Linked DNA regions of Mus musculus: regions 1 and 3 are each linked to region 2. Evidence: chromatin contacts called from ENCODE POLR2A ChIA-PET data. All regions are on one chromosome and are shown on one strand. The core of a region is the stretch at or near the end of the contact, and the rest is flanking DNA. Distances in the headings are between cores, read along the strand shown. Region 1 holds the start of Ank3 (ankyrin 3, epithelial). Region 2 holds the start of Cdk1 (cyclin-dependent kinase 1). Region 3 holds the start of A930033H14Rik (RIKEN cDNA A930033H14 gene).

Evidence for each region. ChIA-PET counts read pairs that join two places held with the same protein, here RNA polymerase II (POLR2A).
Region 1: POLR2A ChIA-PET joins it to region 2 with 11 read pairs in Patski. The contact joins the promoter of Ank3 here to the promoter of Cdk1 in region 2. POLR2A ChIA-PET finds 5 or more read pairs at or near these places in 2 of 5 experiments (Patski and embryonic stem cell).
Region 3: POLR2A ChIA-PET joins it to region 2 with 15 read pairs in Patski. The contact joins the promoter of A930033H14Rik here to the promoter of Cdk1 in region 2. POLR2A ChIA-PET finds 5 or more read pairs at or near these places in 2 of 5 experiments (Patski and embryonic stem cell).

Annotation. Positions count from the first base shown.
Region 1 is chr10:69,532,362-69,536,477 of GRCm38, forward strand. Ank3 (ankyrin 3, epithelial) reads left to right here and starts at 1,347. Exons shown (of 43, transcript NM_146005.3): 1 at 1,347-1,923. The coding sequence starts at 1,861. It overlaps Gm51806 (a long non-coding RNA gene), which reads left to right and starts at 1,929. Exons shown (of 2, transcript XR_003949008.1): 1 at 1,929-4,116.
Region 2 is chr10:69,350,823-69,354,681 of GRCm38, forward strand. It overlaps Cdk1 (cyclin-dependent kinase 1), which reads right to left and starts at 2,090. Exons shown (of 8, transcript NM_007659.4): 1 at 2,014-2,090.
Region 3 is chr10:69,211,345-69,215,074 of GRCm38, forward strand. It overlaps A930033H14Rik (RIKEN cDNA A930033H14 gene), which reads right to left and starts at 1,754. Exons shown (of 2, transcript NM_001331193.1): 1 at 1,409-1,754; 2 at 1-1,040. The coding sequence starts at 1,661. The coding sequence ends at 982. Rhobtb1 (Rho-related BTB domain containing 1) reads left to right here and starts at 1,850. Exons shown (of 11, transcript NM_001252637.1): 1 at 1,850-2,031.

The DNA.
Region 1 (4,116 bases), core at 97-2,596, 180 kb after region 2:
AGCCTTTGAGTGGTGGTTTACTGTTTGTAATGCGCAGCCGCAGAACAACCATTAAATAACCCACAGTGCGCAGGATCTCCATGGGTCGCTGGAGCAAGCACTTGTAACCCTGGTGTCCATGACAGAGCTGTCTCAAGCTGCCCTCATGCTCACTCATTTTTAGGGGGGTGGCGCTTGGGGAGTCCAGATTTGTTGAACATAGGTACAACCCTGCTTAAATGATAGATGAGAAATGGTGATTTTGGCTTCAGTATTTTAGCATTGTGTCTCCAGTATTAAATAGCTCCATGTACCTCACTGAAAACTGGCCTTCTGGGTCTCATTTACGCTCCTGTATGTCTTTGATCATATTAATTAAAATCCACTTCCCTGAGCCAGCCTCCTCTCTGGATTCCCGCTCGTTCCTCCCTTCCTAGTGTACATGTGTTTTAGCTCAAGGGACCTGCTTCCATCTTAAAGGTGATCTGGCCGGGATTGGGGGGGGGGGACCCAGAACCTTATTCCTTCCTAACAAGAATGGATTCCTAACACTTTCCAAAGATGCTTAAGCGACCACACCCGACAGTAAATCAGCTGTGTTCCGATGCGTGGACCATTTTGGAGACTTTCCACAAAGGAGTGAAGTCACCCAGAGACCTCTCAAAATCTTGGTGGCCCAGAGCAGGAGTGTGTGCCTCTGTGTGCTTGGGGACCCTGTGGTGGCTGTAATGTGGCCAGAGACCTGCACTGACCTGAGTGCCTTATCCAGGAGCACAGGATGTTTCTGGCACAGAAAAAGCCAGGGGCTGAACCTTTTGGATTTCTTGAATATTCTGGAGGGCTCCTTTTCATGGTTGGTTTGATATATTCATGACCAAAGCTTGAATGTGGTACTGGCAACTTAGGTATGGGCTCCGTGTGACAGATTCTTCATTAGAAGTCCATAGCTTTGGTTAGGCAATCTGCAAACTTTATTTTATTTTATTTTATTTATTTTTTGCTAATTACATTTTAAAACAAAACAAACAACAACAACAAAAACCACCTCACTGGGTAAGAATCCAGCTTTGTCTTCTGTAGTAACAGGTCTCTTTATTGTTTTTAATCATGGGGTTGGGGTTGGGGGTGGGGGAGAGAGAGAGAGAGAGAGAGAGAGAGAGAGAATGTGTGTGTGTGTGTGTGTGTGTGTGTGTGTGTGTTTTCACGAACCAGTAACCCGATCTCTCGTTACCACCCCCACTGCTGCCTCCTGGGTATACCCAATGCTTTCAACACATGTGTCCTCTGGAGGCTTGATCTCAGAGCATTTACATTCGGCTTGGCTTCCCAGCTTGCAAACTGCAGTGAGCCAGCCCCTGGGACGCTTCAGAGATTCGTCAGCAGTCTAGCTTATTCCTGTGTGTGTGTGTGTGTGTGTGTGTGTGTGTGTGTGTGTGTGTGTGTGCAGCGCACATGCACGTATGCCTCCCCCTTTCTCTCTCTCACCATTTCCAAGCTAGAATCACCGTGGAGAAGCAAGCCCTGAAATGTTGTCAAGATCTTTTCTCGGGGTAACGACTGGCTAAAAAAACAAATAAAAAGAGAGAGAAAGGAAGAAAAAGAAAGAAGGAAGAAAGGAAGGAAGAAAACAAAGGGTTGGAATATTGATTTTTCTTTGGAGGAATAACCAGGGCTTTGCTGGAGAGAACACCCAGTTCCTCCCTGAGGCGAGCTGAGTTGCCCGTGACAGCAGCCAGGGCTGGCTTGAAGCAGCCGCTCTGCCTGGGGAGTTCCCTAAATGGACTTTGGTCTCAATGCTGTGACTCTTTGCCGTGGGTTTGGATGTGGGAACACGGAAGGTGATCTCCTGCCTCGTCTCAACTCCCCTGATCTCAAGGAAAGATGAGTGAAGAGCCAAAGGAGAAGCCCGCCAAGCCTGCTCATAGGAAGAGGAAAGGAAAAAAGGTAAGAGGCAGGATCAACACGTTCTTCATTGTTCTCCCGGCTCCCGGGAGGTGATCTGGAGGCTGCCTTTTCCAGAGAGCTGTCTTTAGCCCGAGAAAGAAGCCACTAGAAGCAAGAATTGCTTTTGTTTTTTTCTCCCCTGTTAATGGGGTGTGTTCTGGGTTGCTGGCAAACACCTCGACTGGGGTCTATGGCTACAATATTGAAACAGTTAAAACATTGTGATTTGGATTTGCTGAGCTAGTGTTCCCTCTAATAGCAATGAAAGGAACATTAAGTAAACATATGTCCTAATTATGTGAGTGGGTGTGTTTCCCCTACCTTTTGAATTTTCCCCATGCTTGTGATCGGTAGGGTACAATTACTAATGAATATTCTTATGTTATGGATGCTAAGCTTTAATATATATTTTAGGCAAACTTGGGGAAACCTGTAGTTAGACTTTAAAAAAAAAACCCAGCATGGAGGTGAGCTCCATTTTAATTATCGATTCCTTTGATGGCGGATAAATCTCGGGTCTGCATTCAGCCCAGCTGCCTGTCAGCCATATGTCTCCAGGATCCATTCAGTTCATGGGATTCATTCTGCTTTCCACGCGGTTTGAGGTTTTGTCAAAAGAGCGGCAGAGGATTGCAGCAAACCTGTAGATTCATTCTGGGTGTCACGAATGTGCGTGTCATCCTAAGATGTGCCCTGAACTTTTCTGTTCATTTTGAAATGGGAAAGAAAGGTGATTCTCAGATGCGGGACTGTGATTTTTTTTTTAACCCACTGTGGCTCATAAACTGTCTCAGATTTAAGGTGTGCCACCAGAGGCAAGGCTAGATACATCTGGAACAAAGAAAAACAGGTCCCTTGAAACAGGACTGTAGCTCATGGCTTGTTGAAGGAGGATGGGTGATGGGCTCTCTGCGTCTTCAGTTCGAATTCTTAGATTTTTATGCTTTAATGCCCAGGTCTGATATATCTGCTGATGTCTCTTTAAAATGATTCCTTGCCTCCCAATGTGATGTATGCTCAGCCAGTGGACGCCCAGGGAATGATTGGGTATAGTAGAGAACATGAAAGATTGCAACCCTTGCTTGAATCGATCAAGCATTTCAAAAAATGCTCATAGCCTACTTACTATTTATGAAAAAGGTTCCTCTGAATAAGACATACTTTAATGGAGCTGCTACCAGCAGGCTCAGCTGAGGCATGTTCGGGGACATGCCAACATTCTTGGGCAGCCGTTCAACACCCTACCAAGTGAAGCTGTACAGATTGGTTTGAAGTCAGCTCTCCCCTCTTGGACCTTGGCTCCACAGGGCTTGACGGTATCAGAAAAGGTGCGAGTGTGATTTCCCCAGGGAGCGGGTCGCAGCTGCACAGCACAAATGATTTGCTTAATGCCTAGCCGAGGGGTGGCCTTTCTCAAGGCAAACTGTCAGCTCTGCTCATGTTTCTGAGCTGATCCCCTTAAGTGCCTGACAGGCTCCACCACGATTCTGAACACAGAGTGTCACAGAGAACCCAGGCGGACACATGAAGCCTGACAGCCCAATCTAGATGAAAATGAACAGCGTCTTGGGGTGGCTGTAAATCACGTGGACTCTTTGGACCTGATTCTTTTTTTTTTTTTTCTCCCCCCTTCCCCTTGAAATTTTTTTTCCGGCATTATCTCATGTCTCCCATGAGGTGATTCTGTGTGGTGCAGCGCACAATGCATTAGACAGCCATGAGCCCTTCCCATTCGATGCCACAGTGTCCTGCCTGCTGCCTCCATGTTCTTGACTAAAGCCTCCGTTGCCCCCCCCCCCCCCACTTCTAAAGTCTGTGTTGTGGCTCAGTGGACTCCAAATTCCAGACCACCAGACTCCAGTCCTTCAAAATACTGCACCCTTGTGCCAATGTTTTGTCTTTCATTCCTGTGAAGGACAGTGGAGTTCTTACCAGCATCCACCCCCACCCCCAAGCTAAACCATTTTCTTCTCACACCTATCTTTGACACCAAGAGAGCCTTTCAGTATCGAGTGGTTTAGTGTTATCCCTTGCATCCTTGAAGGTCAAGTGTCCCATCCCTTGATTCACCTTGGTATGCAGAGAGCAGGCCCTTGGGGAATGGTCCACCCCCCTCTTCTGCCACTGCATTCAAGTTAGTGTTAGAGTCCGGTGTTCTTAGGCACATGGACTCTCTGATGTTCATCACAGCCG
Region 2 (3,859 bases), core at 840-3,339:
GAGGCAGAGGCAGGCGGATTTCTGAGTTCGAGGTCTACAAAGTGAGTTCCAGGACAGCCAGGGCTACACAGAGAAACCCTGTCTCGGGGGAAATAAACAAAAAACAAAAATCATTCAATTGAATGCTTCCCAAAAGCAGCCACAGACAATCCCACTCAAGGTACTCAAAGAGAAAGAAATGTCCATAAGCACCTTAGAAGAAAGAATGGAAGGTGTTGTGCTGTGCTGGCTAGCTTTAGGCCAGGTCACATTGTCACAAGCTGAAGTCATCTTGAGAGGAGAGAACCTCAGTTAAGAAAATGCTCCCATAGGATGGGGCTGGAGGCAAGTCTTTAGGTCAGTTTCTTAATTAGAGATTGATGGGGGCGGGCTCAGCCCGTTGTGGGTGGGGTCATCCGTGGGCATATAGGGTCCTGTGTTCTTAAAGCAGGCTGAGCAAGCTATGTGAAAGAAGGCAGGAAGCAGCCCCCTCCATGGCCTCCTGCCTCCAGGTTCCTGTCCAGACTTCCTCTGAGGCCGAACTGTGACGTGGAAGTACAAGACAACTAAACCCTTTCCTTCCCAAGTTCCTTTGCTTTGGTCATGGTGTTTCATCCCAACAACGCTAAGACAGTGTGTTTGCTAATCATGCTTTGAAAAATATCACGAACAAGGGAGAAACAATTTCTTGGCTCACAAAGAATGGTAGGAAAAAGGTGTGCCTTCTCCTTGAAAGCCCTCTGCCACGGGTGACAAGATCCTTATGAATGAGCATCAAGGAATGGCTGACCTCTCGTGAGCTGTTCCTTACAGATCTCTTTCCACAGTAAAATCAACTCCATGGGGTGTGGGGGCACAGCCAGGAATCCCAGCTCTTGGCACTGCACAAGGAGGCAGCGGCTCAACAGATAAAAATTCAGAAGGAAAATGTAAACCCGTCCAAGGGTCCTGCCAGGCATCCCACTGAACCCTGGGGATTCTCAGACACATAAGATTGACTCTCAACTATGGAGATTATGTTTAGGAAATTTCAACGCATCCCCCCCCAACCCCCTTTCTTCAATACAGAGACTTAATATAACTATAGAGCATTAAACGTTTCAACCACCTCTGCACAGACAGCAAAGAGTTAACATGTCTTGAAAGCTGGGCTTATTTCCTTCCAACATTTTCCAGTCTCCCGGGCCTGCTGTTAAAAGCTGCCCAGTGTATCCAAGTTGGGGGCAGGCGATGGTGGCCCGCACATCAGAACCTTCATCGGTATTTATGTTTTAAGACGATCAAGGACGCGAAGGCATCCGCGGTTCTCCCTCTCTCTCCTTCTTTGCCTGGGTACAGTCTGTGGCCTTAGCACAGGCAACTAAAAATAAACGATCCTACACTTTCTTGGTTCTGCACCTTGGTAGGAATAAGCTTTTTAAACGACCACGGGTCTGTTTCTCCGGCAGTACCGACTTAAGGCCTCCGAAGGCAGCTGGCCTGGTGCAGCCCAGCTCCACACTGGCAGCCAACAGGGCCTGGGACATAACTTGGCACCCCGCCCACACCCGGGCCCACTCCAGCGAGGCCCATCCAGTCTGCAGGAACCTGGAGCTCGCGTAGGGGCCTGCACGTCCGCAGGACCCGGGGCTCAAGTGAGCCTTGCCCTTCCATAAGGGACCGCTGGATCGGGTGAGCCCTGCCCCCCCCCCCCATAGGGATCCCAGGCTCCGGTGAGCCCTGCTCCTCCATAGTGTCCCCAGGCTCAGGTAGGCCATGCTCCTGCATAGGGGACCCTGGCCTCAGATGAGGACATGCTCATCCATAGGGTACCCCAGACCCCGGGCTCAGGGAGGCCATGCCCGACCATAAGGGATCCCGGACTTAGGTGAGGCCCTACCCGTCCACAGGAGACCAAGATCTCACGTGGAGGCCCTACCCGTCCACAAGGGATCCCCAGGCTCACATGGATGTCCTGCCCTTCCCCGGGGGAACCCCCAGATCCCGTGGAGCCCCCGCAGGCCCAGCCTGCACCCAGTCCGACTCACGCCATACCTCTCTGTCCCGGCTGGGGCCACACCGCAGTTCCGGACTGCGCGGACGCAGCAACTCCAGGAGCTTAGAGGCCGAGTGCCAGCAGTTTCAAACTCGCCGCGGTAAAGCTCCCGGGATCCGCCAATCCGATTGCACGTAGACGTTCAAAGGAGCCAATCAGAGCTGAGCTACGCTTGGGCGGGGCTGCCTGGGAGCGCAGAGCGCGAAAGGGAGCGGAAACCGCGGCCAGAGGAATTGCAGGAGGGCGGGCGCCAACTGACTCTTGAGCTCTGTTTTCCTTCCAATATCGTCCTGTTGTTTCTGGACAGTCTAATCTATTCTCTTTTTTCTCCAGCTACCTTTCTGTGTGTAATTTCCCTCCAAGACTAACACAATTCAAATGCATTGAATTTAGATAGCCAGCCACCAAAGTGACAGTACCACTACATCAAGAGCTTGTTATTAGCTGGGCGTGGTAGCACACACCTTTAGTCTCAGCTTTCGGGAGGCAAAGGCAGGGCAAATTTCTGAGTTCGAGGCCAGCCTGGTCTACAGAGTGAGTTCCAGGACAGCCAGGGCTACACATACAGAGAAACCCTGTCTCGAAAAACCAAAAAAAAAAAAAAAAAAAAAAAAGAGTTTCTTACTTTTATTTTGTTTTGTTTTGAGACAAGGTTTCTGGGTGTAATTTTGACTGACCTAGAACTTGCTCTGTAGACCAGGCTGGCCTTGAACTCACAGAGATCCTCCTGCCTCTGCCTCCAGAGTACTGGGGTTAAAGGCGTGTGCTGCCACCACCACCTGGCTATTGCTAACATTTAAAATTACTTTATGATTATGCCTTTCAAAATTCTATATTAAGCTGGGATAATATAAATAATATATAATATTAATATATAATATATTAGTTTACATATGTATGTGTGTATATATATGTGTGTGTGTGTGTATATATGTGTGTGTATATATATATATACATATATATATATATATATATCTGAGGATTGTGGCACACACCTTTAATATATGTATATATATAATATTAAGTTTCACTATGGAATTTTCAGACAATATTGGTCTGTGTTAATTCTTCTCATCCCTTCTCCCAGTAACCCTAGTCCCCGCACCTCGTAACTGCACGCCCCCAAGCCCATAGCCCTCTGTGTCCTATCACCATGTCCATGACTCTAATCCCCCCCCCCACTCGGGCAGCCTTTCCTTTCTAGTTGGAACCTTATATACACACTAACATATGAACATTACATGCTAGGATCCGCCTATGAGAAAGAACATGAAGTGTCTGTCTCTCTATGTCTGTGTCAGGTAACTTGATGTATTTTCCAGCTCTCCCGTGTTCCTGCAGATTATGTTTTTTTCAATGAGTTTTTAGCAGCCAGCAGAAGGATCACATTTAAAGTACCTTAAGAAGACAAGAGGATAGGAACCAATGAAACACTGAAAGACACCCTCAAAACTGAAAAGAAAAAATGCCAGCCTGTTTCTGTGATTATACACTTATGTATTCATTATGTATACAATGATAACACACTAAATGTTTTGACATATCTCCACATAAGAATGTTAAATATTGGGCTGAAGAGATGGCTCAGAGGTTAAGAGCACTGTCTGCTCTTCCTAGAGGTCCTGAGTTCAATTCCCAGCAACCACATGATGGCTTATAACCATCTATAATGAGATCTGCTGCCCTCTTCTTGTGTGCAGGCATACATGTGTGTAGAATACTGTATACCAAATAGATAAATCTTTTTTTTAAATGTTAAATATTCCTTAGAAATCAAACCTTCACAAATCTATGAACAAACAAAATGTCATCTGTTTTATCGGCTCTAAGTCAACACCAAAAGCT
Region 3 (3,730 bases), core at 504-3,003, 140 kb before region 2:
CCCTAATATATTCCTGGAGAGAGTATCTATTGATTGAGTCTTTCAACATGGTGTCCTTTTAAAGCAGGCTGAGGGGAGTCTACCCCTTGCCAAGCAAATGACCATATTCAGTCACGATCCACCTTGAACTCCTCAGACACGGGAATTTGACTTCTTCCTTCCTTCTCTTGCTAGCATCAAAAGGTTATGGCCTTGATGACCCCATCTCCAACCACAACAGTACATTAAGGATTGCTTAAATACCGCAGGTTGCCTGCACAACATTTTCTTATTTAAAAACATTTCGTTTGCTTAGCCTGTTGGTGGTACAAACCTGCAAGGCCGAGGTTGCAGGAGTTCAAGGCCAGCCTTGGCAACATAGCGAGAGTTGGAGACCAGCTATGGGAGGATCTAAGGGAGGGGCAGGAAATTGCCAAAGAGACTGGAAACCAGAGATCCTGGGGAGGAAGAGAAGTCCATCTAAGAAAACCAAATGTGGTTTCCTGAAAAGGAGGGACGGAGGCGTTACTGTGAGAGAGGGTTTTGTTTGCTATTCATTTTTTTAAGGGAAGTTGAAGGATAGCCCTAAGTAACCGTCCTCACAGTAAAATACGGCTATCTATCTTTCCCACCCTTTCGAGATGCTGGCAAGGCCTTAGCTAAGAACTGATGGAGGCCAAGGATGTAGCGTGGCCATTTTTTGTGTGCTCCATGTCAGCCTTTAGAAGGGTTTTATAAACGTAGCACATCCCTAGTTGAAGGCATTCACATCCTAATCCGCCAGCTGTCTCGTCTCGTTGCAGGACTAGAGTGAGCGGATTACACAGCCCAGTCTAACAGGCAGTTGAGAAGGCGGACTGAAAGTTCCCTGCGGACAGGAGCCAAGTTAGTTGCAGTTCCCTGTCACCTCCTTAGAGCATCGCGTGATGCCAGACACCCCTAGGCACCTAGGCAGTTCTTCTGCGGATCCGTGAAAAGTAACCAGAACTCTGCCCCCAGAACTCACAATCGGCTTGAAAGTCCACAGTGTCCCCGAAACTGGTTTTCCCTTCCAAGATTTCCTGCAGACCCAGAAGAGGCCGAAATCAGTTTCAGCTCCCCCCCCCCGCCCCCCAGCCTCTCTAAAACAGCTGATTTCGGGGTGGGAGGTGGGGGTGGGGAGGACCGGGTGGGGGGAAAAGCTGGGCGTCCCCCCCCCCCGCCCCCTGCCGGGACCCCTTGAGCCCGGTGCAGGGGAAGGTGACCAGGAGGGGGAGAGCCAGCCCGCACGTGCAGCGCCCAGGGGAGGAGGCTGGGCCAGCGCAGCGCTTAGTCAGCAGCTGGGCTCGGTTTTGAAACAAAAGCCAATGTCCTCCCTCGGAGTCCGCGGCCGGTCAGTTCCTAGGGGGAAGAAAGCTATGCTGCCCAGCCGGTTAGTGGCCCAACTTACTTTTCCTGAGCCCAGGACTGAGGGCCAGCGGATGTTCGGGAGTGGGTGGGATGCTGCGGGGAGGGGGCGCGGGGACAGCTCGCACACACCCTGCCCTGCTCTGATCTCCGCTTGGCTTAAGGCCGGGTCCCCGGGGTAGCGGGACGCACGCTGATCCCGGCCCTGGAGCCCAGGCCCCTCCGGTGTGCGTGCAGCCGCAGCACCTTCGCCACCTCGCGTCCCACAGCTCAGACACACCAGGCCCTGGTTTCATGAATGAAATCCAATCGTGTGGTTATAAATAGCCGCCAAGGCTGCTCACGTCACGGTGGAGAGAGAGAGAGCGATCGGAGGCCGCCACCGCTTTGCTCGCTCCGTGCCCGGGCGCAGGGTTCCGCCCGGTGCCCCGCCTGGCCAGGAAAGGGGGCGGGAGGAGGGCAGGGCTGGCGGCGACAGCGACCTGGGGACGAGTCCCGTGGCCTGCGCCGGGACGCGGACGCGGCCGGGTGCGGCTGGGCCATGCTGCCTTTGTGCCACGCCGGGCGGGTGGCGCGCGGTGCGCAGGGTCCCGGCGTCCCCGCGAGCGCGCGCGGCGGGGGCCGCTGCTGAGCGGCGGAGGGAGCCAGGTCTCGCTCGGCTGCAGGGTAGGTGGCTGTGTCGTGCTGAGTGTCCCAGTGAGCAGCGGAGCACCCTCACCAGCTCCCGATTGCCTCGCGGGTGGCAGGTGGGGACCCCGGCCCATGTTCCCACCCTCCCCCAGCAACGTTTGCGAGAGTGAGCTGAAGGGATGCGGGGGGACAGTCCCCTCCCAGAGGAGTGAGCTGAAGAGATGTGGAAGAGCACCCGCCCCGGCCGCACCCCTAACTTGTAGCGGCAGACAACACGTACAACAGGCACCTTAGCAGTCCGGTTGCACCAGGGCCGGGTGCTGCCGCGCCCCCGGGGAAAGGCGCCTTTTCCTCGAAGGACTCTGGTGGGGAACTTGGGACGCGAGAAGCAGGGTGCTCTGAGCCCTTGGGTGTTTGCCCTGCCCCAAGCAGTGTCTTTGGATGCACGATGACGCCCCTCTCCCTCCCCTCCCCCCTAGCCCTGTGTCTAGGGAGTCTGTTGTGAGTTGCTGTGCCAACAATACACGCTGCCTTGTGAGGGGCTTGCACACACCTCAACTTAAGTGTTCAGCTAGGTTCACAGCCAGGGGGTAGGGGGAGAGACACAGAAGAGATCCACACTCACACCCACCCCCAAAAAAGTGGAAGGAAGGCAAGACTGTGTAAAAAATGTATATATAACATTTGATTCCACTGTTGGCCGTGGGGTTTCCATCCCATATCAAACTACTCAACGGAGGAGCAAAGTCAATATTTAGACTCAGACAAGCCAGAAAAGTTAGGAGGGAGAGCCAAGCACAGGGTTCTGAGTTGGCTTTGCACGTCAGCACAAGAGCTGCGCCTTTGGGACTGCCTGTACACATATGCTGGGGCATTGGGGGTGGAGGCATGCATTAAGCTTGATAAGTTACAGAAAGCTGGGAAACGCTAGATAGTAGCAAGCAGAGGAGACATCCTGACTGAATCTCCCTGGTCTGTGCTTTTGGGGAAACTACTGAATACTCAGCCTGGGGTTTCAGCATGAGGTTCTCTGTAGGTTGTGCTACCTGCCATAAAAACATACAAGAGACTCCAAACCATGCCATGCTTCCAGAGGCATTCAGCTTGGCCAAGGGCAGATAATAAGCCACCAACAGGCTCATAAGTTCACTTTTAAACACTCTTTTGAGACTCAGTGTATTATTTCATCTTCAGTGATCTTTGGGACGCCTATGAGAACCAGTGGTTCCCATTAGACAAACTCAATCTTTGGACTGTCAGTAACATCTGAGTGTTGTCCCCACAGGGGAAGCAAGCAGTCAATTATCATATTAAACAAGATTCTTGATGAGACTCCTGGATCATATTTGAAAATCAATGGGGGTCTGGGTTTGATCCATTCCTTCCCATGGTGGGAGGCTTTAGCCCATCTCTATCAACAGTCTCTATGTTCCAAAGTTGTGAAGGTCACGGGCATCCCAAGGTACAGGGTTATGTATGCTCACAAGGATGCACACAAGTAGCCTGGTTGATGTTACCGACTTATTACTTCTACAGAAAAAGAAAATAATTAATAATAATAATAATAACAGAAGAAACCAGAATTCATTGTGTTGGGGTTAAGATGGTGTTTTAAAATGACAATTTTTTTTAAGAAAATCTCCCACTCCCTTGTCTATTTGAGAAAACCAGTGAGTTTTCACTGTGCTTACCATCCATTTGTGGCTAAGTGCTTTTTCTGTATCATCCCCAAATG